Linked DNA regions of Homo sapiens: regions 2, 3 and 4 are each linked to region 1. Evidence: chromatin loops called from intact Hi-C (ENCODE). Cell type or tissue: heart left ventricle. All regions are shown on one strand. Each heading gives the region's core, and the rest is flanking DNA. Links, peaks and the distances in the headings are about the cores only.

Evidence for each region. A loop is a pair of places that touch in the nucleus more often than their neighbours do. Peaks named below come from ENCODE experiments on the same cell type or tissue, not always from the same donor. Only the 100,000 strongest peaks of a DNase experiment are listed, where the experiment ranks them.
Region 2: it touches region 1 in a loop (5-fold over the local background); 87 of 110 quality-filtered maps call a loop at or near these places.
Region 3: a loop joins it to region 1, with 14 times the contacts of the local background. A loop is called at or near these places in 54 of 110 quality-filtered maps.
Region 4: a loop joins it to region 1, with 3 times the contacts of the local background. A loop is called at or near these places in 92 of 110 quality-filtered maps.

The regions. Positions count from the first base shown.
Region 1 is chr19:3,426,589-3,432,082 of GRCh38, forward strand. All of the region lies in intron 3 of NFIC (nuclear factor I C), which reads left to right. Among named protein-coding and RNA genes, the nearest start is that of SMIM24, 51 kb to the right of the region's middle. In heart left ventricle, for the core only: CTCF peaks have their summits at 2,228 (motif pointing left), 3,109 (motif pointing left) and 3,314; DNase peaks (open chromatin) are centred at 2,103 and 3,203; H3K4me3 peaks cover 1,053 bases; H3K27ac peaks cover 3,613 bases.
Region 2 is chr19:3,324,860-3,330,353 of GRCh38, forward strand. No RefSeq gene overlaps it. Among named protein-coding and RNA genes, the nearest start is that of NFIC, 39 kb to the right of the region's middle. In heart left ventricle, for the core only: a CTCF peak has its summit at 2,286 (motif pointing right); a DNase peak (open chromatin) is centred at 2,262.
Region 3 is chr19:3,358,072-3,363,565 of GRCh38, forward strand. It overlaps a transcript of NFIC not described here. Among named protein-coding and RNA genes, the nearest start is that of NFIC, 5.8 kb to the right of the region's middle. RefSeq lists silencers at 1,182-1,311, 1,472-1,561, 2,272-2,321, 3,072-3,201 and an enhancer at 2,512-2,621. In heart left ventricle, for the core only: a CTCF peak has its summit at 3,054 (motif pointing right); DNase peaks (open chromatin) are centred at 1,210, 1,570, 2,680, 3,140 and 2 weaker places; H3K4me3 peaks cover 3,227 bases; H3K27ac peaks cover 3,474 bases.
Region 4 is chr19:3,336,594-3,342,087 of GRCh38, forward strand. No RefSeq gene overlaps it. Among named protein-coding and RNA genes, the nearest start is that of NFIC, 27 kb to the right of the region's middle. In heart left ventricle, for the core only: a CTCF peak has its summit at 3,278 (motif pointing right); DNase peaks (open chromatin) are centred at 2,078 and 4,008; H3K27ac peaks cover 853 bases.

The DNA of each region.
Region 1 (5,494 bases), core at 771-4,770:
CATCCACGGCTCCCACCTCTCTTGGGGTAAAAGCCCAGGTCCTCCCTGTGGCCCACAAGGCCCTGCACAACCTGTCCCATCCCTGCCCTGTCCTCCCCTCCTCCCTCTCTCCCCGTCGTCCACTCCCAGCCACACAGACCTCCTCGCCGTTCCTCCAGTGCACCAGACCCAGTCCTGCCTCAGGGCCGCTGCACATTCTGTTACCTCTGTCTAAACAGCCAACTAACTGCTCGCTTGTTCTCTCCAGATCTCCCCTGGTCTCAGCTCAAATGCCCCCTTCTCAGAGAGGTCTACCCTAAACCCCTTCAGCATAAGCAGCCTCTGGCTACCCTCAATCTTTTTTTTTTTTTTTTTTTGAGACAGAGTCAGGCTCTGTCGCCCAGGCTAGAGTGCAATGGCGCAATCTCGGCTCACTGCCATCCCCGCCTCCTAGGTTCACGCCATTCTCCTGCCTCAGCCTCCCGAGTAGCTGGGACTACAGGCGCCCACCACCACACCCGGGTAATTTTTTGTACTTTTAGTAGAGATGGGGTTTCACCGTGGTAGCCAGGATGGTCTCGATCTCCTGACCCTGTGATGCACCCGCCTCGGCCTCCCAAAGTGCTGGGATTACAGGCATGAGCCACCGCGCCCAGCCTGGCTACCCTCAGTCTCAGCCCTCTGTTTTCTTTCCTTCAGAGGAAGTTAGTGATTGCCTATGGATTTGCTTAGTTGTTTAGTGACTGCACGGGTGTCTGCTCATCTCCCCAGTGGAATGTCACCTCCTCCAGGGCAGAGGCTTTGTCTGTCTACATCTCTGTTGTGCCCTCAGGGCTTAGAATGGGGCCTGATGCAGAGTGGGTGCTCAATAAATACTTGTAGAAAGAAAAGAAGGAGAGAGGGAGGGATGAAGCAGAGAGAAGAAGACAAGAGAGGATATATGGGGAGAGGAAGGAGGAGAGATGAAAAAGAAGGAAGGGGCCAAGTGCGGTGGCTCACGCCTGTAATCCCAGCACTTTGGGAGGCCAAGGCAGGTGGATCACCTGAGGTCAGGAGTTCGAGACCAGCCTGACCAACATGGTGAAACCGTCTCTACTAAAAATACAAAAATTAGTCGGGCATGTTGGCACACACCTATAATCCCAGCTAGTCGGGAGGCTGAGGCAGGAGAATCGCTTGAACCCAGGAGGCAGAGGTTGTGGTGAGCCGAGATTGTGCACCCTGGGCGACACAGCGAGACTCTGTCAAAAAAAAAAAAAAAAAAGAAGAAGAAGAAAGAAGGAAAGAAAGAAAGAAAAGAAAGAGAGAGAGAAAAAGAAGGGCCGGGTGCGGGGGCTTACGCCTGTAATCCCAGCACTTTGGGGGACTGAGGTGGGTGGATCACCTGAGGTCAGGAGTTTGAGACTAGCCTGATCAACATGGAGAAACCCTGTCTCTACTGAATATACAAAAATTAGCCAGGCGTGGAGGCACATGCCTGTAATCCCAGCTACCCGAGAGGCTGAGGCAGGAGAATTGCTTGAACCCGGGAGACAGAGGTTGCAGTGAGCTGAGATCGCGCCATTGCACTCTAGCCTGGGCAACAAGAGTAAAAACTCCGTCTCAAAAAAAAAAAAAAGAAAAGAAAAGAAAAAGAAGGAAGGGGCCAGGGCGCAGTGGCTTACACCTGTAATCCCAGTACTTTGGGAGGCCGAGTCAGGTGGATGACCTGAGGTCAGGAGTTCAAGACCAGCCTGGCCAACATGGCGAAACCCCATCTGTACTAGGAGGACACGGGAGGCTGACGCAGGAGAATTGCTTGAACCCAGGAGGAGGCGGAGGTTGCAGTGAGCCGAGATCACGCCACTGCACTCCAGCCTGGGGGATAGAGTGAGACTGTCTCAAAAAAAAAAAAGGAAAGGAAAAGAAGGAAGGAAGAGAAAGCGAGTGGGTGAGGCGTCCTTCTTGGAAGGACCGGAACAGGCATGCACAGGGAGGCTGGAAGGTTCTCGGAGGTTCACAGGCCTGAGGCCACTCCTCACTGGCCCCCGGTGACTCCTCCGTCTGTGACCCGGGTCCTCCGCGGCCTCCTGTGATCCCCAGACGCCTCTCTCCAAGCCAGATGTTGGAGGGAGGTGGGGGCAGCGGCGCTTGGCCTGGTCCCCTGGGGAGCTTGGGCGTCTGGTAGAGGAAATCACGTCCTCCCAGCTCGCCAGGGAGTCCCCCAGAGATGGAGCTGAGCAGGCGCTGCACAAACAGGAAACCCCGGTCGGGGGAGGCGGAGGGGGCGTGCTGACACCAGCTGGCCAGCTGGGTCAGCAGGAAACGGCTCTGGCCACTTCTCCTGGACACTCGGGGGCCACCGCTCTGTCCTCTTCAGAATGCGTGGCCCTGAACCTCCCAGCGCGGGGCAGGGTTGGTTCATTGCCTTCACTCAGCAAATGACTGTAACAGGGGGCCGGGTGCGGTGGCTCACGCCTGCAATCCCAGCACTTTGGGAGGCTGAAGCGGGAGGATCGCTTGAGCCCAGGAGTTCAAGACCAGCCTGGGTAATATAGCAAGACCCTATCTCTACCCAAAAAAAAAATATACACACACACACACACACACACACACACACACACACACTAGCCCCAGGAGTTCAAGACCAGCCTGGGTAATATAGCAAGACCCTATCTCTACCCCAAAAAAAAAAAAAAAAATATATACACACACACACACACACACACACACACACACACACACACACTAGCCAAACACGGAGGTGCATGCCTGTAATCCCAGCTACTTGGGAGGCTGAGGTGGGAGGATCGCCTGAGCCCAGGAGTTTGAGACCAGCCTGGGTAACATAGCAAGACCCTATCTCTACAAAAAGTAATAATAATAATACAAAAATTAGCCAAGGGTGGTGATGCGTGCCTGTAGTCCCAGCTACTTGGGAGGCTGAGGCAGGAGCATCACTTCAGCCCAGGAGTTCGAGGCTGCAGTGAGCTATGATTGCACCGCTGCACTCGAGCCTGGGCAACAGAGCAAAATTCTGTCTCTAAAAAAGAAAGATTGTAACAGGGGGACTGGCGGGGGTTTGGGTCTGCAGAACTGGACACAGCCCTGAGCTCCCTGCAGTCCGTGCTGCCCCCTGGGGGCCGGGAGAGGAACTGCTCCCACCGCCACCCAAAAGCCAAGAGCCTGTCCCACCTCCAAACCTACCAGGCTCCCTGGCTCTTTCCACTCCAACCCTGCTGGCCTGCAACTTGCCAAGTGCATTTCTACCCGGAGGCCTTTGCACGGGCTGTTCCCAGTGCCGGGAACATCGTGGCCCTCAGGGAGGTGATGAAACATCATCCCCATCGGAGAAGCCAACAGTCACGGGGCGGTTGCCAGGCGCTGTTCTCGGAGCTTTGCAGATTTTAACAAGTTCCTTCCTCTTATCCAGTCTCATCTTGAGGTCTGTAAAATGCCACCATCTCGGTCAGGCTTTCTCTGAGCCCTGGGTGTAAAATAGCCTCCCTCCCCACCCTAGCTAGTTCCCCACCAGCCGCCTGCCTTACCACAGGCTGATGCACCTCGCATTTGACTTAATGAGCTTTTAATTTGTAGTAAAATGTGCATGATGTACAATGCATCATTTTAGCCATTTTTAAGTGTCCAAGTCAAAGTGCACTAAGTACATTCACCTCTATCTAATTCCAGAACCTTTCTTTTTTTTTTTTTTTACCCCCAGGCTGGAGTGCAGTGGCGCAATCTCGGCTCACTGCAACCTCCACCTTCCTGGTTCAAGCAATTCTCATGGCTCAGCCTCCCAAGTAGCTGGGATCATAGGCACATGCCACCACACCCGGCTAATTTTTTGTATTTTCAGTAGAGATGGAGTTTCACCATGTTGGCCAGGCTGGTCTCGAACTCTTGACCTTAAGTGATTCTCTTGCCTCAGCCTTCCAAAGTGCTGGGATTACAGATGTGAGCCGCCGAGCCTGGCCTAATTCCAGAACATTTCATCCCCCCTAAAAGAAACCCCATCCCCATCAGCCACCACTCCCTGTCTCCTCTCCCAGCCCTGGTGCCCACGCATCCCCTTCTTGTCTCTGTGGCTTGGCCTGTCCTGGACATTTCAGTGAAATGGCTCATGCCTGTAATCCCAGCACTTTGGGAGGCCAAGGTGGGTGGATCATGTGGTCAGGAGTTCGAGACCAGCCGGACCAAGATGGTGAAACCCCGTCTCTATTAAAAATCCAAAATTTAGACAGGCACTGTGGCAGGTACTTGTAATCCCAGCTACTTGGGAGGCTGAGACAGGAGAATCGCTTGAACCTGGGAGGCATAGGTTGCAGTGAGCCAAGATTGCGCCACTGCACTCCAGCCTGGGCGACAGAGTGAGACTCCGTCTCAAAAAAAAAAAAAAAGAAAAGAAAAAGAAAGAAAGAAATGGCATCACACACTGTGTGGCCTTTTGTCTCTGGTGTCCCTCACTGAATGATGTCCTCAAGGTGCATCCATGTTGTAGCCTGTGTCAGAGCCTCGTTCTTTTATTTTTATTTATTTACTGGTTTTGAGATGAAGTCTCACTCTGATGCCCAGGCTGGAGTGCAATGTCGCGATCTCGGCCTGTAGCTGGGACTACAGGTGCCCGCCACCATGCCCGGCTAATTTTTGTATTTTTAGTAGAGATGGGGTTTCACCATGTTGGCCAGGCTGGTCTTGAACCCCTGAGCTCAGGTGATCCACCTGCCTCAGCCTCCCAAAGTGCTGGGATTACAGGTGTGAGCTACCACTACTGCGCCCAGCCCAAGGCCTCATTCTTTTTCTTTTCCTTCTTCTTTTTTTTTTTTTTTTTTTTTTTTTTGAGACAGGGTCTTGCTCTGTCCCCGAGGCTGGAGTGCAGTGGTGCAATCATAGCTCACTGCAGCCTCAACCTCCAGGGCTCGAGCTATCCTCCCGCCTCGGCCTCCCAAGTAGCTGGGACTACAGGTGTGCACCACCACGCCCAGCTAATTTTTGTACTTTTTGTAGGGATGGGGTTTCGCCATGTTGCCCAGTCCCGTCTCAAACTCTGGGGCTCAAGTGATCCACCTGCCTCAGCTTCCCAAAGTGCTGGGACTATAGGCACAAGCCACCATACCCAGCTAATTTTCGTATTTTTTGTAGACACAGGGTTTCGCCATGTTGCCCGGGCTGATCTCAAACTCCTGAGCTCACGAGATCCACCCACCTCAGCTTCCCAAAGTGCCGGGATTACAGGCATGAGCCACCACGCCCGGCATCCTTTTCACGGCTGAGTCCTATTCCAGTGTGTGGCTAGACCACGCTGTGTTTATCTCTTCATCTTTTGAAGGGACATTTGGGTGGCTTTCCAGTTTGAGCTGTGGTGAACAGTGCTGCTAGGAACATTCGTGGACTTTTGCTGACCTATTAATCTTGGCTGCTGTCTGTCGCTCACACTGGACTTTGAGTCTCACAGGGGCAACTGCTTCAGCCTGTATCATCTCCTGCTGTGCCGGGGCCCAGCTCAGAATCAGACACTGTGGATGCTTAGTAAACG
Region 2 (5,494 bases), core at 606-4,605, 100 kb before region 1:
CCCTTAGACAAACTGGCTGTGCCTCCTCCATCTGGCCTCAACTCAAATGGCATCCAGAACACCCCTCCCCCAACTAAAGGAGGTCCTCCTGCTGTAGTGTCTGACCCAGCCCCATTCTTGTGAATGTAACAGACACACACACACACACACACACACACACACACACACACACACACACACACACTGCAGTCATGCTGTATGTGACTTGGCAGGCGTCTCTGTTCCTCACTCAACTGCAGGGAGGGAGATACTTCTGTCCTAGCCTTCTCAGGGCCTCTAGCACCCCACATCAGAGAGCATGGCTCATAATTGGCACTGAAGGACCAGGCGCAGTAGCTCACACCTGTAGTCCCAGCAGTTTGGGAGGCCGAGGCAGGTGGATCACCTGAGGTCAGGAGTTTGAGAGCAGCCTGACCAACATGGTGAAACCCCATCTCTACTAAAAATACAAAAATTAGCTTAAAAATACAAAAATTAGCTGGGTGTGGTGGCAGGCAAGTGTAATCCCATCTACTTGGGGGGCTGAAGCAGGAGAATCACTTGAACCTGGGAGGTGAAAGTTGTAGTGAGCCGAGATCGTGCTGCTGCACTCTAGCCTGGGTGACAAGAGTGAGACTCCCATCTAAAAAAAAAAAATCTCTATCAGTATGGATTTGTACAGATTAATGTTATACTTTGGTTTCTAATCCAATTATGTGTACACACACACACATTATATATATATCCTCAACAACAGCAAACATTATAGAAATATTTGCAATGTACTTGCAAAAGAATTTTACTGGGCAACAAATATGTAAAGAGTTCCTACAAATCAATAAGAAAAGATCAACTGAAAAAATATGCAAAGGATATGAACACATCACCACAGAAAATACCTAAAAGTAATAAAAATGGACTTTAAATCTGTGAGAAAATGGCTGGGCACAGTGCCTCACACCTGTAATCCCAGGACTTTGGGTGGCCGAGTTGGGAGGATTCCTTGAGCTCAGGAGTTTGAGACCAGCCTGGGAAACATGGTGAAACCCTGTCTCCACAAAAAATACAGAGATTAGCCAGGTATAGTGGCTCATGACTGTAGTCCCAGCTGCTCAGGAGGCTGACGCAGGAGAATCACTTAAACCCGGGAGGCGGAGGTTACAGTAAGTCGAGATCACGCTATTACACTCCAGTGTTGGGCAACAGAGAGAGACCCTGTCTCAAAAATAAATAATAAAAAATAGATAAATAAATTAATTAAAATATATGAGAAAATGTTCACCCTGATTCATAGGAAGGTAGATTCAAGTTAAAACTACAATAAGGCTAGGTGTAGTGGCTCACACCGATAATCCCAACACTTTGGAAGACTGACACAGGAAGACTGCTTGAGGCGAGGAGCTCAAGACCAGCCGGGGCAACATAGGGAGATCGTGGCTCTATAAATATGGGGTGCGGTTGCTCATGCCTGTAATCTCAGCATTTTGGGAGGCCGAGGTGGGTGGATCACCTGAGGTCAGGAGTTCGAGACCAGCCTGGTCAACATGGTGAAACCCTGTCTCTACTAAAGATACAAAAATTAGCTGGGCATAGTGGTGGGCACCTGTAATCCCAACTACTCGGGAGGCTGAGGCAGGAGAATCACTTGAACCTGGGAGGCAGAAGTTGCAGTGAGCCACGATTATGCCATTGAACTCCAGCCTGGGCAACAAGAGTGACACTCTGTCTCAAAATAAAATAAATAAATAAATATATATATGTATATGTATATGTGTGTGTGTGTGTGTGTGTGTGTGTGTGTGTGTGTGTATATTAAGACTGAGTGCTGTGGCTCACACCTGTAATCCCAGCACTTTGGGAGGCCAAGGTGGGCGGATCACCTGAGGCCAGGAATTTGAGACCGGCCTGGCCAACATGGCGAAATCCCATCTCCACTAAAAACACAAAAATTATCTGGGTGTGGTGGCAGGCGACTGTAATCCCAGCTACTCGGGAGGCTGAGGCAGGAGAATCGCTAGAACCTGGGAGGTGGAGGTTGCAGTGAGCCGGGATGGCACCACTGCACTCCACCCAGCCTGGGCAGAGCCAGGCTCCATCAAAAAAAAAGAAAAAAGAATATTCAGTGCCACCTAGTTTGTGGCGGGAAAAGACTGGAAATAAACAGAATAAGCATTGAGAGGCACTTTTCTTTTTTTTTGTAAGCGATGCATCCGTGCAATAAATCGCTGCAGCATTATTAGCCATTCTGATGGGCAGCCCTCTGAAATTTAAGTGATGAACGGCCGCGATGCTTGTGGTTGTCACTAGAGGGAAGCACATGACCATGAAAGCTTCTTCTATGACCGTCTCAAATTATTGAAGGGTTTATCCTGTGATTTTCATTCTTCGGTTCCTTTCTTTTCCCTTTTATTTACCCCATGCATTTCTATCCGTTTTCTTCTTTTTCTTTTTCTCTTTCTTTCTTTTCCTTCCTTCTTTCTTTTTTCTTTCTCTCTCTCTCTTTCTTTCTTTCTTTTTAAATTTTTTTATTTTTTGAGACGGAGTCTCACTCTGTCTCCCAGGCTGGAGTGCAATGGTGCAATCTTGGCTCATTGCAACCCCCACCTCCTGGGTTCAAACGATTCTCCTGCCTCAGCCTCTGGAGTAGGTGGGATTACAGGTGCCTGCCACCACGCCCGGCTAATTTTTTTTGTTTGTTTTTGTTTTTTTTTTTAGACGGAGTCTCCCTCTGTCGCCCAGGCTGGAGTGCAGTGGCACGATCTCGGCTCACTGCAAGCTCCGCCTCCTGGGTTCACGCCATTCTCCTGCCTCAGCCTCCCGAGTAGCTGGGACCACAGGCGCCCGCCACCACGCCCAGCTAATTTTTTGTATATTTAGTAGAGACGGGGTTTCACCGTGTTAGCCAGGATGGTCTCGATCTCCTGACCTCGTGATCCGCATGCCTCGGCCTCCCAAAGTGCTGGGATTACAGGTGTGAGCCACCGCGCCCGGCCTAGATACAGGATTTTGCCATGTTGTCCAGGCTGGTCTCAAACTCCTGACCTCAAGTGATCCCCCAGCCTCAGCCTCCCAAAGTGCTGGCATTACAGGTATGAGCTACCGTGCCCATATTAACTGTTTTTTGTTTTTTGTTTTTTGTTTTTAAGATGGAGTCTGGCTCTGTCACCCAGGCTGGAGTATGGTGGTGCAATCTCGGCTCACTGAAACTTCCGTCTCCCAGGTTCAAGCAATTCTTGTGCCTCAGCCTCCCAAGTAGCTGGGACTACATGCGCACACCACCATGCCTGGCTAATTTTTATATTTTTTAGTACAGATGGGGTTTCACCATGTTTCCCAGGCTGTTCTCGAACTCCTGACCTCAAGTGATCCACCCGCCTTGGCTTCCCAAAGTGCTGGGATTACAGGTGTGAGCCACCACACCCGGCCCTGTATTAACTTTTGATAGATATTCAACCTACAAATAGGAAAGTATATCTAGTATAAAGGTACAGCTCAAAAATTGTCCCAAACCAAACACATTTATGATTTGTGTAATCAGGTCCCTGAACTCATCAAGAAAAATAATATTTCTGCTTCCCCCACCACCCACAAAGTCACCCTGATCCTCCCCCTTGGTCTCTAACTTTCCCATGGTTAAGCACTGGCCCGATTTCTGTCTTCATAAATTAGTACAGGGCACAGTGGCTGACATCTGTAACCCCAGCACTTTCGGAGGCTGAAGCAGAAGGATCACTTGAGGCCAGGAGTTAAAGATCCGCCTGGGCAACACAGTGAGACCCAAAACGTGAACATATGTTTATCTCAAACATAAATAACAAAGTAAATTAATCAATCAGTACTGCCCACTGTGAACTACATTACACTAAATCCCATAATGACAGGCTTTTTGTCCTCAACGTAAAGCTTGTAAGATTCATCTGTGTTGTTAAATGTTTTTGTAGGTTGAATATCAGCAAATTTTTTCTTGTAAAAGGCCGTATCGTAAATATTTTAGGCTTTGTGGACCAGGCAGTCCCCATTGCAGCTACTCACCTCTGTCCCTGTAGTCAATAGGCAGCCACAGACAATATGTAAGTGAGTGGGTGTGGGTGTGTATACCAATAAAACTTTATTTATAAAAATAAGTGATGGGCTGTGTGTTAGTCAGGGTTCTCAAACAGAACCAATGGGGAGTGTTTGTGTGTGTGAGAGACAGAGAGACAGAGAGAGAGTGATTTTAAGGAATTGTGGAGTGCAGTGGCTCACGCCTATAATCCCAGCACTTTGGGAGGCTGGGGCAGGAGGATCTCTTGAGCCCAAGAGTTTGAGACCACCCTGGGCAGCATGGTATCCTCATCTCTAAAAACAAACAAACAAACAAATTAATAAATAAATAAAATACATTTGCCAGGTGTGGTGGTACACACCTGTAGTCCCAGCTAGTTGGGAAGCTGAGGCAGAGTTGAACCCAGGAACTCAAGGCTGCAGTGAGCTGTGATCACACCACTGCACTCAAGCCTGGGTGACAGCACAAGATCCCGTCTAAAAAAAAAAAAAGAAAGAAAAGAAAAGAAAAAGAAAAAAAATTGATTTGCTTGATATGGGGGCTAGCCAGTCTAAAATTTATAGAACAGGGCAGCAGGCTAGACATTCAGGTAAGAGTCAATGTTGCAGGCCGGGCGCGGTGGCCCACGCCTGTAATCCCAGCACTTTGGGAGGCCAAGGCGGGCAGATCACGAGGTCAGGAGTTCAAGACCAGCCTGGTCAACATGGCGAAACCCTGTCTCTACTAAAAATACAAAAATTAACCGGGCAGCCAAGGCACAAGAATTGTTTGAAACCCAGGAGGCAGAGGTTGCAGTGAGCCGAGATTGCACCACTGAACTCCACCTTGGGCAACAGAATGAGTCCCCGTCTCCAAAAAAAAAAGAAAACCAAAAACAAAAACAAAAAAAAAAACAGAAATAGAGTCAGTGTTGCAGTGTTGGGTCCAAAAACTGTAGGGCAGTCCCCACAGTCTGGAAACGAGGACTTTTTTTTTTTCTTTTTTTTTTTTTATGGAGTCTCGCTGTGTTACCCAGCCTGGAGTGCAGTGGCGCGATCTCTGCTCACTGCAAGCTCCACCTCCCGGGTTCAAGCGATTCTCCAGCTTAGCCTCCCGAGTAGCTGGGACTACAGGCACACGCCGCCACGCCCGGCTAATTTTTTTGTATTTCAGGAAAGACGGGGTTTCACTGTGTTGCCCAGGCTGGTCTCGAACTCCTGAGCTCAGGCAATCATCTGCCTCGGCTTCCCAAAGTGCTGGGATTACAGGCATGAGCCACCGTGCCTGAAGAAATGAGGATTTTTATGTCCCAGTCTTGAGGCAGAATTCCTTCTTCTCTGGGAAAACCCGAATTTTGCTCTTACATCCTTCAACTGATTGGACGAGGCCCACTCACATTACAGAGGGTCGTTTCCTTCACTTAAAGGCAGCTGACTCTAGACATTCAGCACATCTGCAGAATACCTTCAGAGCAAAACATGCAGATGCCTG
Region 3 (5,494 bases), core at 885-4,884, 68 kb before region 1:
CAGCGTCTGAAGATGAGGGCACAGGGTAAATGCCTCAGGGCTGGCTGAGACATCCTTCGCGTAGACAACACTTACTGAGCACCTACCATGTGGGCAGAGCTGCTGGCATCAACGTCGCCTAGAACTGCTCAGCTCCCAGAGTGCCAGACTCAACTTCCAGAACCCCCAGACTCAGCCATCGCTCCGAAGGGGCGCTCCGGGAACTGATTCTCCTCCCGGGGTGCCACCTGCTCTCACCCTCACCCTGGCGTCCTCCCTGGGGGAGCAGGGAACCACTCCTCCAAAGGGGTCCCTGAAATCCTGGATCCTCAGTGTGTGTGGAGGGGGGTGGAACTGGGGAAAGACAGAAGGACCATAGCAGAACCCCTTTCACCCGTCAGGTCGGAGCAACACTCCCCCCACACCCCCTGCAACCTCCCCCAGCTGCGCCAGACGCAGAGCCGGTGGGGGCGAGGGGGCGGCGCCTACTCTGCGGCTGTCAGAGGAGGGGGACTGCGGGAGAGCGCTTGGGGGGGCGCTGCGGCAGCCGGTCCCAACCCGCAGCGGCTCGCGCGGCAGGGGCGGGGGCGCTGACCCACCTCGGCCCGGCCCCTCCTCCGCTGCGGAGGCCTCGCCATTAATCCTGACCGGGGGAGGGGGCGCCCGCTGCCCCCCACTTCCTACGGGGGCCGCTGCGAGCGCTCCCCTGCCGCCCCCTGCCTGGAGCCCCTGCGGGACCCCCAGGGGACCCCCGCCCCAGGTCTGTCGCCCTCGGTGTCGGAGTCTCTGTCTGTGTCCCCGTCTGTCCCGTCTCCCTGCTGTGCGTGTGTGTAGCCGCGTGTCCCCCGGACACCTGCAGTCACCGGCCAGGGCTGCTCGGGGAGGGGTCCCGGGGGTCGGCGCGTGAGTCCCTCTGAGGTCTGGGTGTCTTTCTGGGACTGTGCGTCTGTGAGATCTCGGGGTGCCAGCCCCACAGGCTGCGAGTGTGCGTCTGTGTTGACCTCCTGCAGAAGGTGTGTGTCCCAGATGCCCCACCGGCTTCGAGCATGGGTCCCCGTGTGCCCGGCGGACACCCACGGGCCGTGTGTCCGTCACACGCTGTAGGCGCCGCGCGTGGGGATCTCTGCGCGTGTCCGTGTGCGGTGTGTGTGTGTCCGTGGCTGAGTCGAGGAGGCCCGGCCCGCCGGTGTCCCCGAGTCGCCTGCGCGTGAGTGTGTGTGTGCGCGTGTGTGTGCGCGCGCGCCGCGGCGAAGGTGGATCCGCTCGCTCCGCAGCGAGCCCAGCCGGGGCCCCGCGACCTGCAGCCGCCGCCGCCACCGCCTCCGCCGCTCCCCGGGCCTCCCCTTGCGCGGGCCGGGCCGGGGATGGAGCCGCAGCCGGAGCCGCCGCAGCCGGGGCCGCGGCGCGGAGCAGCCTGAGGCGCGGGCGGTGCGCGGGACCGGGGGGAGGGCGGGCCGAGGGGAGGGTCCTGCGGGCCGGGGGGGCGGGCGCGGCGCGCCCCCTCCCTGGCGCGCTCGCTCCCTCCCCCGCGCGCCCTCCCTCGCCGCCTCCTCCCGCCGCCTGCGGCCCCCCCCTCGCCGGGGACCGAGCGCGCTCGCTCCGGCGCCGGCCTCGCCTCCTCGCAGCAGCGCCATGGTACGTCGCCGCACCCACTTTCGTTTTCGCCCGGGGACTTTTTGGGGTGGTGCGTGGGCTCCGGGCGAAAGTTGCAAGATCTGGGGGGACAGGGGGCGGGGGCCGCCCGGAGGAGGGGCTCGAGGCGGGGACCCCCACTCGCCAGTCGCCACGGGACCCCTACCCACGATCCCCCCCCGCACCCCGGCTGGGGGCGGAGCTGGCGCGCGGGGCGCCGCGGGAGACCCCAAGTGGGGGGCCCCTCGCGGGCGCCGCGAGTTGGCGAGGAGGGCGGGGCTCCCCGGAGAAGGCCCCCGCAACCCCAGGCCGGGCCCCCGCCCCCTCCCCGGGCCAGACCCCAGGCGGGAGGGCGCGGCCCTGGGCGCACGACCCCCGAGCGCGCAGTCCGTGGGGGAGCCCGGGCCAGGGAGGGGGCGCACGGCGGGACGGCGCGTGGGGCGGGGGTCGCGGCGGCCCCCGCGGGGTGCCCCGGCCCGGGCGAGCGCGGCGCGCCAGCTAGCGGAAAATGGCCGCTGCGGAGAGGGGCGGAGAGCGCGCCGCGGCCGCCGCCGGGCGCCTTGAACTTGGAGCCGGGCGGGCGGCCGCGCTCGGCGCCGCGCAGGAGCAGCCGCCCCGCCTGCCCTCGCACCGCCCCCGCCCCGCCCCTCGGCAGACCCCCGGCCCCGCTGCCGCGCGCGCGGGGTCCCCAGCTGGGAGGGACCCCCGGGTCTCGGCCCGGCGCGCCCCAGGCCCTGGAGCGGCGGTGGCTGCACTTGGGGTTCCGGTGTCCGGTCGACTGGCGTCGGTGTCGTGCGCACCTCGAGGGGTGCGTGGGAGCCCCTGCGCTCCGTAACGGGCCGGCATTGGCATCTGGGGGAGCGTCTGGGGTGTGCGCGGCGGGGTGGTAGTGTACCTGCCTTGGGGCCGCGGGTCCCGGCGCGTCGGCTCCGCCGCTTTCTGTGTCCGCGTGTGTCTGCACATCCACGTGCTGGCGCGTGTTGTGTTGTGAGCGCCGCCCGCATTGTGCGGCTGCGGGACACTTGTGTCTTTGGATAACTGGGCGACTGTGCGCGCGTCCCTGCGGGACGGTGTTGTGAAACTATGGCTGGGCTGCGTGTCCGCGGAGCCGCGTGTCCCTGGGTGACCGTGGGGTGTCCCCGTGTGGGTGTGTGGCGGTTGGGGGGGGTCGCCAGGGAGTGGAGAACTGTCGAGTGGCCGCGTTCCAGGGGACAGTTGGGTGCCGCTTGCTGTGTGCGAGTGACTGGCGCTGAGCCTCCCCCTAGGGAAGGGTCTGCCTTCCACTCCCGGCCTCGCCTCCCCCAGTTCCTTTTTTCCTGTAACTGGGGACTGCCTGGGCGGCGGAGGAAGAGCGCTCCCTCCACCTTTTCAAAACTCTGTCCCTTTATCTTTCCCCTACGTCCCCTCCACTTCCCCCAGCCTTCGGGGTCCCCCATCCGCTTGGCCCGAGGGGGTCCTGGCTGGAGGTTCGGGCGCGAGGTGGCGCCGGGACGCGATCACTCGGCACGCAGACGTCGCTCGCCAGGGGTTGCGCTTGCGCGGGGACCTGCCCCGAGAGGGGCGGGGCGGCAGGGGTTCCCCCTCCCTGAGAGGCCGTGGAAGTCCCGAGGGGTGGGTGGTTACAGCAGCACAGGGGTTAGGACGGGCCCGGGAGGTGGCTAAGGAGACCCCTATTATCCTATGCTGGGGAGAGCGTAGGGGCACCGGGACTGGTCCCGCAGTCCCGCCTCCAGCACTTGCCCCCAATGGACCAGAGGCCGTGGGCACAGAGAGCTGTTTTGTCACCTCCAGGGAAATCCCCGCCGCTCTCCACCCCCACCCCACCCCCAGTGCGTTTGATATAATTTTCTAAATATAAAAAGCCCAAGGCCAGGCTGGTCTCTCTCGCTTTCTTCTTGACATCCCATCATGGGGGGCTGTTTGGGATGTCAAGAAGGAGAGAAAACCCTCCCACAATGACACAGAGGCCTCCCCCAACAACACTCAAGGTCATTCTCGGGTTGTCACCATCCCTCACACCCACTCCCAGCCTCAGACTCACAGCTATCTCCCTCCGCACTCCCGGAGGGACGGTTGGATGCCCTGGCCTTCAGCACACGGCATGGCCCTCTGTCCCCATTTTGGGTTCTGTGCACAGTGGGACACACGTGCATGCAGTCATAGTTACACACACACACACACGACACTCCCTCACGGTGCCTGTGTCTGCATGACTCTGCACACACAACCACACAGAGACTCACATAGACACACACAGGCCTGTCTAGAGACAGACGTCACACACACAGGCGTGCACAGACACACATGGGCAGACACACTCACGGACACAAACACCGCACTTGCGGGGGGATAGACAACCACATCTCACCCTCCTGCCCTTCCCTGTCCCCACCGCGTTTCTGCAGGGCCGAGAGCCCAGCTCCAGGCAGAGCTGGTGCAGGAGGAGCAGGGAGGTGGCGTGCTGTGTGTCATTGTGATGGTGCGTATGTGACTCTGTGTGTGCCTGTATGGGAATACCGGGGGGTTCCACTTGTGGGTGTGTGTGTGCTTGTAAGAGTGTGTGCTTTTGTGTGGAGTGTGTCTGTGATTGTGGACAAGTGCCCATGTGTTTGTGGTTGTGTCTGCACTTGTGTGGGGGCAGCTATATCCATGCGTTGTGCTTGTCAAGAAGCGTCCTGTGGGGAGTTGGGAGGGTGTGTTTGTGGCTGTGTGTGTGCCATGTGGGTCTGTGTGTGTGTGTGTGTGTCTCTGCTCGCCCCTCTTTGAGGAGGTATCTGAGGTCAGGTGTGGGGGGAAGGCTGTGATGATATATGGGTCTGTTTTTATGTGAGTCTGTGCGTGTATTTGTGTCTTTGTGTATGTAGCTGTGTGTCGTGTGGAGTCTGTGTCTGCAGCTGCTTGAGTCTGCACGATGTGTGTCTGTGTGTCTCTGTAGGTCGTAGTGTGTGGTGTGTGTGTCTATCTGTACCAGCCTCAACGGCCTATCTGACCTTTAACTCACTTGACTTTAACATCCCTTCTTACAGCCTCAGTTTCTCATCTGTAAAATGGGACCACATGGGACCCTTGCAAGGTTCCTGGGGAGCTGACATTGTGAGCCCCTTGCTGAGCAGGTGCGGGGCTAGGGGAGGCTGACTGCACACTGCACTGCTGTGTAATCATTTGCCTGCAAGATTATGTCCTTTATTCTCTGGGTGTGGTGGCTGTGGGGTTACCATGGGGGGCTGGGGGTTCCTGTCTACCCTGCCTGAGCTGCTCTGTGAATTGCATTCAACTTTTTAAGTTTTCCTTTAATTACTGAAGCCATTAGTGATCATATGAAGAGGATACAACTGTATCCAGAGGAAAAAAAATCCAATCTTTCTGATCACCCCCATTCCTGGGTGGAACCCCGCTCCAGAATGTTACCATCTATAGTTGGAGCATTTGCAGGACTGAGAAATACACACTTATAGAGGATACATGTGCATATGTGTATATTTCCATAAAGGATGTACTTGTGGAAATACTCGTGTATTTCCATAAAGGAGACATATGTATATGTATGTGTATGTGTGTGTATATATATATATATATATATATATATATTTTTTTTTTTTTTTTTTTTGAGATGGAGTTTCGCTCTGTTGCCCAGGCTGGAGTGCAATGGCATGATCCTGGCTCACTGCAACCTCCACCTCCCGAGTTCAAGCGAACCTCCAGCCTCAGCCTCCCGAGTAGCTGACATTACAGGCACCCTCGCCCATGCCCGGCTAATTTTTGTAATTTTAGTAGAGACGGGGTTTCGCCATGTTGGCCAGGCTGATTTTAAACTCCTGACCTCAAGTGATCTGCCTGCCTCGGCCTCCCAAAGTGTTGGGATTACAGGCGTGAGCCACTACAA
Region 4 (5,494 bases), core at 873-4,872, 90 kb before region 1:
ACAAAATCATTTCCCAGAAGAGAAACCAAGGTCTCAGGTCTGTCCAAGATTGTGAGCTGGTTGTGCAGGGCAGGCCTGGGAGTGGATCTGCCAGATGGCACGATTCCCGGACCTGCCCCCACCTCCCAGGGGGAGCTGGCATCCTCCCAGCTGGACCTGGCCCCCCCTTGGAGCTTCCCCAACCTGGGGATACAGAAGGGCCCCCACGGGGAGGGAGGCAGCCAGGGCAGGCAGTGGCACAGAGCAAGGAGGGAGCAGGGCGTCTGCCACCCGCCCCCACGGCTGCCTGGGAAACGCCACGGCCTAATCCTGGCTCAAGAGGACACGTTGTACCAGAGATTATATAAACCGACCTCTCCCTTTGTTTGTTTAATTCTTTCAGGCTTTTTCCCTCATCCTTCTCTCTTTAATCGCTCTGCCAACAGGGCTGGGGGTGGGGTGCTCCGGGCTAGGCCTCTTCCAGGAGGGAGGGGGCTGCATACCCAGCACCCCCCACTCTGGTCATACCCCTACCTGGTTTCCCAGCCACCCAGGCCCGCTCCTCCCCCAGTCACACACACCAAGTCCTGCCGGTGGCAGGGGTGTGGGGCTGGACAGGCTTGGCCAGTGGAGTGAGTCTGAGAGGCCAAGGCCAAGGGCACTGAGTCAGGCTCGGACTCTGCTGGGCCCCTAGGATGTGGCCTCTCCACTTGGCACTCAGCTTCCTCTTCCAAAAAAATGGGATCCCTGTGGTCCCAACCCCCAGGTTGTTGAGAACACGCCCATGCAAGGAGTGAGCATGGCCCATGGTGGATGCCGGGTGAGAGCCGCTGCCTGCTCCCAGCCCACACTACAGACACCCAGGGAACAGTTTCGCCCTCAGACTGGCCCTGGAGCACCGTGACTGTGGTGGCCAATTGGGCCTCCGAGATGTCCACGATGCCTGGTGGGTGCTCTGATGTGGAACACTGGGCACCATCACCCAGAGAGGGCAACCAGGGGTGTCTGGCTTTGTGCTCACCCACCGCTGACCCCGAGCCTGGCCCTGGCCCTCACCAAGACCCAGTATTTCCATCTGTGTCCTGGGGAGGCCAACACGAACCTCCCCACCATCAGGGCAGTCCACCCACAGAGGGGCCTGGGTTCCCATCCTGACCCCCTCCTTTACCACCTCTGCCACCCTGTGCTGCTTGGTTGCTCTGTGCCTCAGTTTCTCCATCTGTAAAGTGGGGATCATCATAGCAGTCAGACCCCCCAAGAGGATTAATCGTGTTAATCCTTATAATGCATTTATTCTTAATTTATATTACTTTTTTTTTGTAGAGATGGGCTTTTCCCATATTGCCCAAGCTGGTCTGGAACTCCTGGGCTCACGTGATCCACCTGCCTCGGCCTCCCAAAGTGCTGTGATTACAGGCATGAGCCACCACATCTAGCTATGCATTTTAGAACGGGCCCTCACGTATATTAACATGAAAGTATCTGCTAACTAAAAGAAAATAACAGCAACAGAAATAAGTAAAGAAATGGCCAGTTGCAGTGGCTCACGCCTGTAATCCCAGCACTTTGGGAGGCCGAGGCAGGTGGATCACCTAAGGTCAGGAGTTCGAGACCAGCCTGACCACTATGGTGAAACCCCGTCTCTACTAAAAATACAAAAATTAGCTGGGTGTGGTGGCGTGCACCTGTAGTCCCAGCTACTCGGGAGGCTGAGACAGGAGAATTGCTTGAACCCGGGAGGCAGAGGTTGCAGTGAGCTGACATCGCACCACTGCACTCCAGCCTGGGCGACAAAGTGAGACTCAGTCTCAAAAAAAAAAAAAAAATTAAAATTAAAAAAAAAAGTAAAGAAAGAATCCAGGCCCATTGCACACATGGGAAACTGAAGTTGATGTTCCCAAAGCAAGTCAGAGGCAGGGCTGGGAGCTGAGAAATCAGCTGGGAACCTCTCACCCTACACCTCCCTGGAGCCCAGTGGAGGGAGGCTGGGGGCAGGGGACAGAGAACTGAGGTCATGGTGCCAGGTCCCAAGGGGCCCAGGCTCACGTTCCTGCCTGATGGCTGCAAGCTCCCAAACATCCCACTCTGAGCCTCTCCTTCCCTTCTCTGTACGACAAGCCCCAGGGTGGCACAGGGTGGGCGGGGTGTTGGGGTGCCCGGCCACTCCCAGCCCTTTACATAACCTGCGGCACAGCAGGAAATCAAAGTGCCAACAACTGCCTCCTCAGTAACCGACTTCCTGTCGTTACCCACCCACCTTGGGCACCAGCTGCCTGCTCCCTACCTCCAGTGGCAGAGGGGTCCCATCCCTGACCCCAGGGTTTCCTCCCCAAGGAAGGGCCCCCGTACCCTAGGCTGCTCCATCATGCGACCCTGAGCCAGTGTCCAGCCAGCTCTGGCCTCAGTTCCTCCATCCAGATGTGTCCCTGGGCTGCCAGGACCGTCACCCTGCTCCTTTCGGCCACTGGCTGGGAGACTGCATACTGGCTGCCCCAGACCTGAGGCTGGAGGTCAGAGGGCAAAGGGCAAAGGCCAAGGAATTCCCTTTTTTTTTTTTTTTCTGTGACAGAGTCTCGCTCTGTTGTCCAGGCTGGAGTGCAGTGGCACTATCTTGGCTCACTGCAACCTCAGCTCCCAGGTTCAAGCAATTCTCCTGCCTCAGCCTCCCTAGTAGCTGGGATTACAGGCATGTGCCACCATCCCTGGCTAATTTTTTTTTTTTTTTTTTTGTATTTTTAGTAGAGACGGGGTTTCACCATGTTGGCCAGGCTGGTCTTGAACTCCCGACCTCAACTGATTTACCTACCTTGGCCTCCCAAAGTCTTAGGATTACAGGTGTGAGCCACCACACCTGGCTGGAATTCCTTTTTTTAATTTATTTATTTTATTAATTTATTTATTTATTTATTTTGAGACAGAGTATCACTCTGTTGCCCAGGCTGGAGTGCAGTGGCGTGATCTCGGCTCATTGCAACCTCTGTCCCCCAGGTTCAAGCGATTCTCCTGCCCCAGCCTCCCGAGTAACTGAGATTGCAAGTGCACGCCACCATGCCCGGCTAACTTTTGTATTTTTAGTAGAGACGGGGTTTCACCATGTTGGCCAGGCTGGTCTCGAACTCCTGGCCTCAGGTGATCCACCCACCTTGGCCTCCCAAAGTGCTGGGATTACAGGCATGAGCCACCGCACCGGCCCAGAATTTCCTTTTTAGAGCGAGAGAAGCAGGAGTTGCCTCTCCCATTGAGGGAGGGAGACTCTGGTTCTTCAGGGCTTTTCAAAGCTGTGGGTAGGCGGTAGAGGGCGCCCCCCACCCAGTGGTGCAAAGAGGAGACCCCAGCCCTGCTCTGGAAGGGAGTGAGGGATTGGGGGGAAGGTCTCTGGGGCAAACAGCACTTAGTGACAGCCACAGTCATATGACTGTCCGCATTTTACAGATAGGGAAACTGAGGCATGAAGCAAGGCCGCCATCTGCCCAAGGTCCCGTGGTCTGTAAGTGGTAGAGCCAAGATTTGAACCTCTGAAGACAGGGGTGTTGGTGGAGGTGTCAGGGAATGGGACCTCCGTGGGCTCTGTGGGGCTGGAAATCACAATATCTCTGCATAGACATGGGTGACGTTCCCTTCCGTGCCGTGACCCCTGCCAGGCATGTTAGCGGGTTCCTCTTAGACAGATGGAGAAACTGAGGCCCAGAAAACAGAAGCAGCTTGGGCAAGTTCATTCATGGGATATGGTGAGAGAGGCTCGGCCAGGGAAATACCCTCAGCTGGGAGGACTCCAGGACCTGCAGGCAGCATCGCCACCCTTCATATCGCCCACCTTGTGAGGTCCTAGTACCCCAGGCCTCAGTTTCTCCATCTGTGAAGGGATAGATGCCAGCAGTCTGTGACTGCGACCTCGGAGGCTGGCTCCCTGGGGCTCCGCCTGGCTGGGCATGAGGGCCTGGAGTGTGTGGGCAGGCTCTGGAGAGCCAGGTGATGCCTGTGCCTACACCCACGGTGCCAGCCCTATGGGACAGAGGGGCTGGGGTTGACTCTTCTGCCACGCTCTGTGCTCTCCTTTCCCTACTGCGCAGGGCCAAGCTTGGTTCCACGTCTTCATCCAAAGCTGCACAGCACGTGAGCGGGAAAAGCAGGGCCAGCTCAGCCAGCTCCAAAGCCCAGCTCTTTCCACGGTGTCCGGAAGGTTTCAGAGAACTCAGGACACTAGCTCCCTGGCCTGGAGCCCCAGGGCCCATGGGCAAAAGACTGCATTTTCCTGAGCCTCAGTTTCCCCGTCTACCCCACAAGGGCCATCATCCACCTGCTCATTGCTCTGTGTCTTTTTTTTTTTTGAGAGGGAGTCTCACTCTGTCGCCCAGGCTGGAGTGAAATGGCGTGATCTTGGCTCACTGCAAGCTCCGCCTCCCGGGTTCATGCCATTCTCCTGCCTCAGCCTCCCAGGTAGCTGGGATTATAGGCGCCCGCCACCACGCCCGGATAATTTTTGTATTTTTAGTACAGACAGGGTTTTGCCATGTTGGCCAGGCTGGTCTCAAACTCTTCACCTCAGGTGATCTGCCCGCCTCGGCCTCCCAAAGTGCTTCACTTTTTTTTTTTTTTTTAAGATGGAGTCTCGCTCTGTCGCCCAAGCTGGAGTGCGGTGGCGCGATCTCGGCTCACTGCAAGCTCCACCTCCTGGGTTCAAGCAATTCTCTGCCTCAGCCTCCCGAGTAGCTGGGACTACAGGCGCCCGCCACCACGCCCAGCTAATTTTTTGTATTTTTAGTAGAGACGGGGTTTCACCGTCTTAGCCAGGATGGTCTCGATCTCCTGACCTCGTGATCCACCCACCTCGGCCTCCCAAAGTGCTGGGATTATAGGCGTGAGCCACCGCGCCCGGCCCCAAAGTGCTTCACTTTGAAGAACAAGTAATGTGTCCAGTGAGGGAGAAACACTGGGTAGATGTCCTGCTCCATGGATCGCCAAACACAGGAAGTGCTACCAGCTGTCTATCCCTCATCCCTGTTGCTGCTGGGCTTCTCCTCCCCAACCGTGTGGAAGATTGGGAGGGAGGGTTCTAGGGCTGAGCCCAAACAGACCCTGAACCACATCCTGAGCAAGCCTCACCTCTTGGGAGGGCTGCAGGAGGGGTTGGGGCCTTGACTCAGCAGAAACACAAGCAGCGGCCTCCACGCTTGGGATCTGAGTCCCACCATGTTGCCCTGCACGGCCTGGGTGCGACCGTGAGGGGACCTAGGAGCCTAAGTGTTGCATGTGGCCATGGATCCCTGGGACAGACCCCTTCCTCTCTCAGCCTCAGTTTTCCCATCTGTAAAATGGGACAGGCCAGGCGCGGTGGCTCACGTCTGTCATCTCAGCACTTTTGGAGGCCGAGGCGGGTGGATCACCTGAGGTCAGGAGTTCGAGACCAGCCTGGCCAAAGTGGCGAAATCCCGTCTCTACTAAAAATACAAAAATGAGCCAGGCGTGGTGGTGCATGCCTGTAATCCCAGCTACTCGGGAGGCTGAGGCAGGAGAA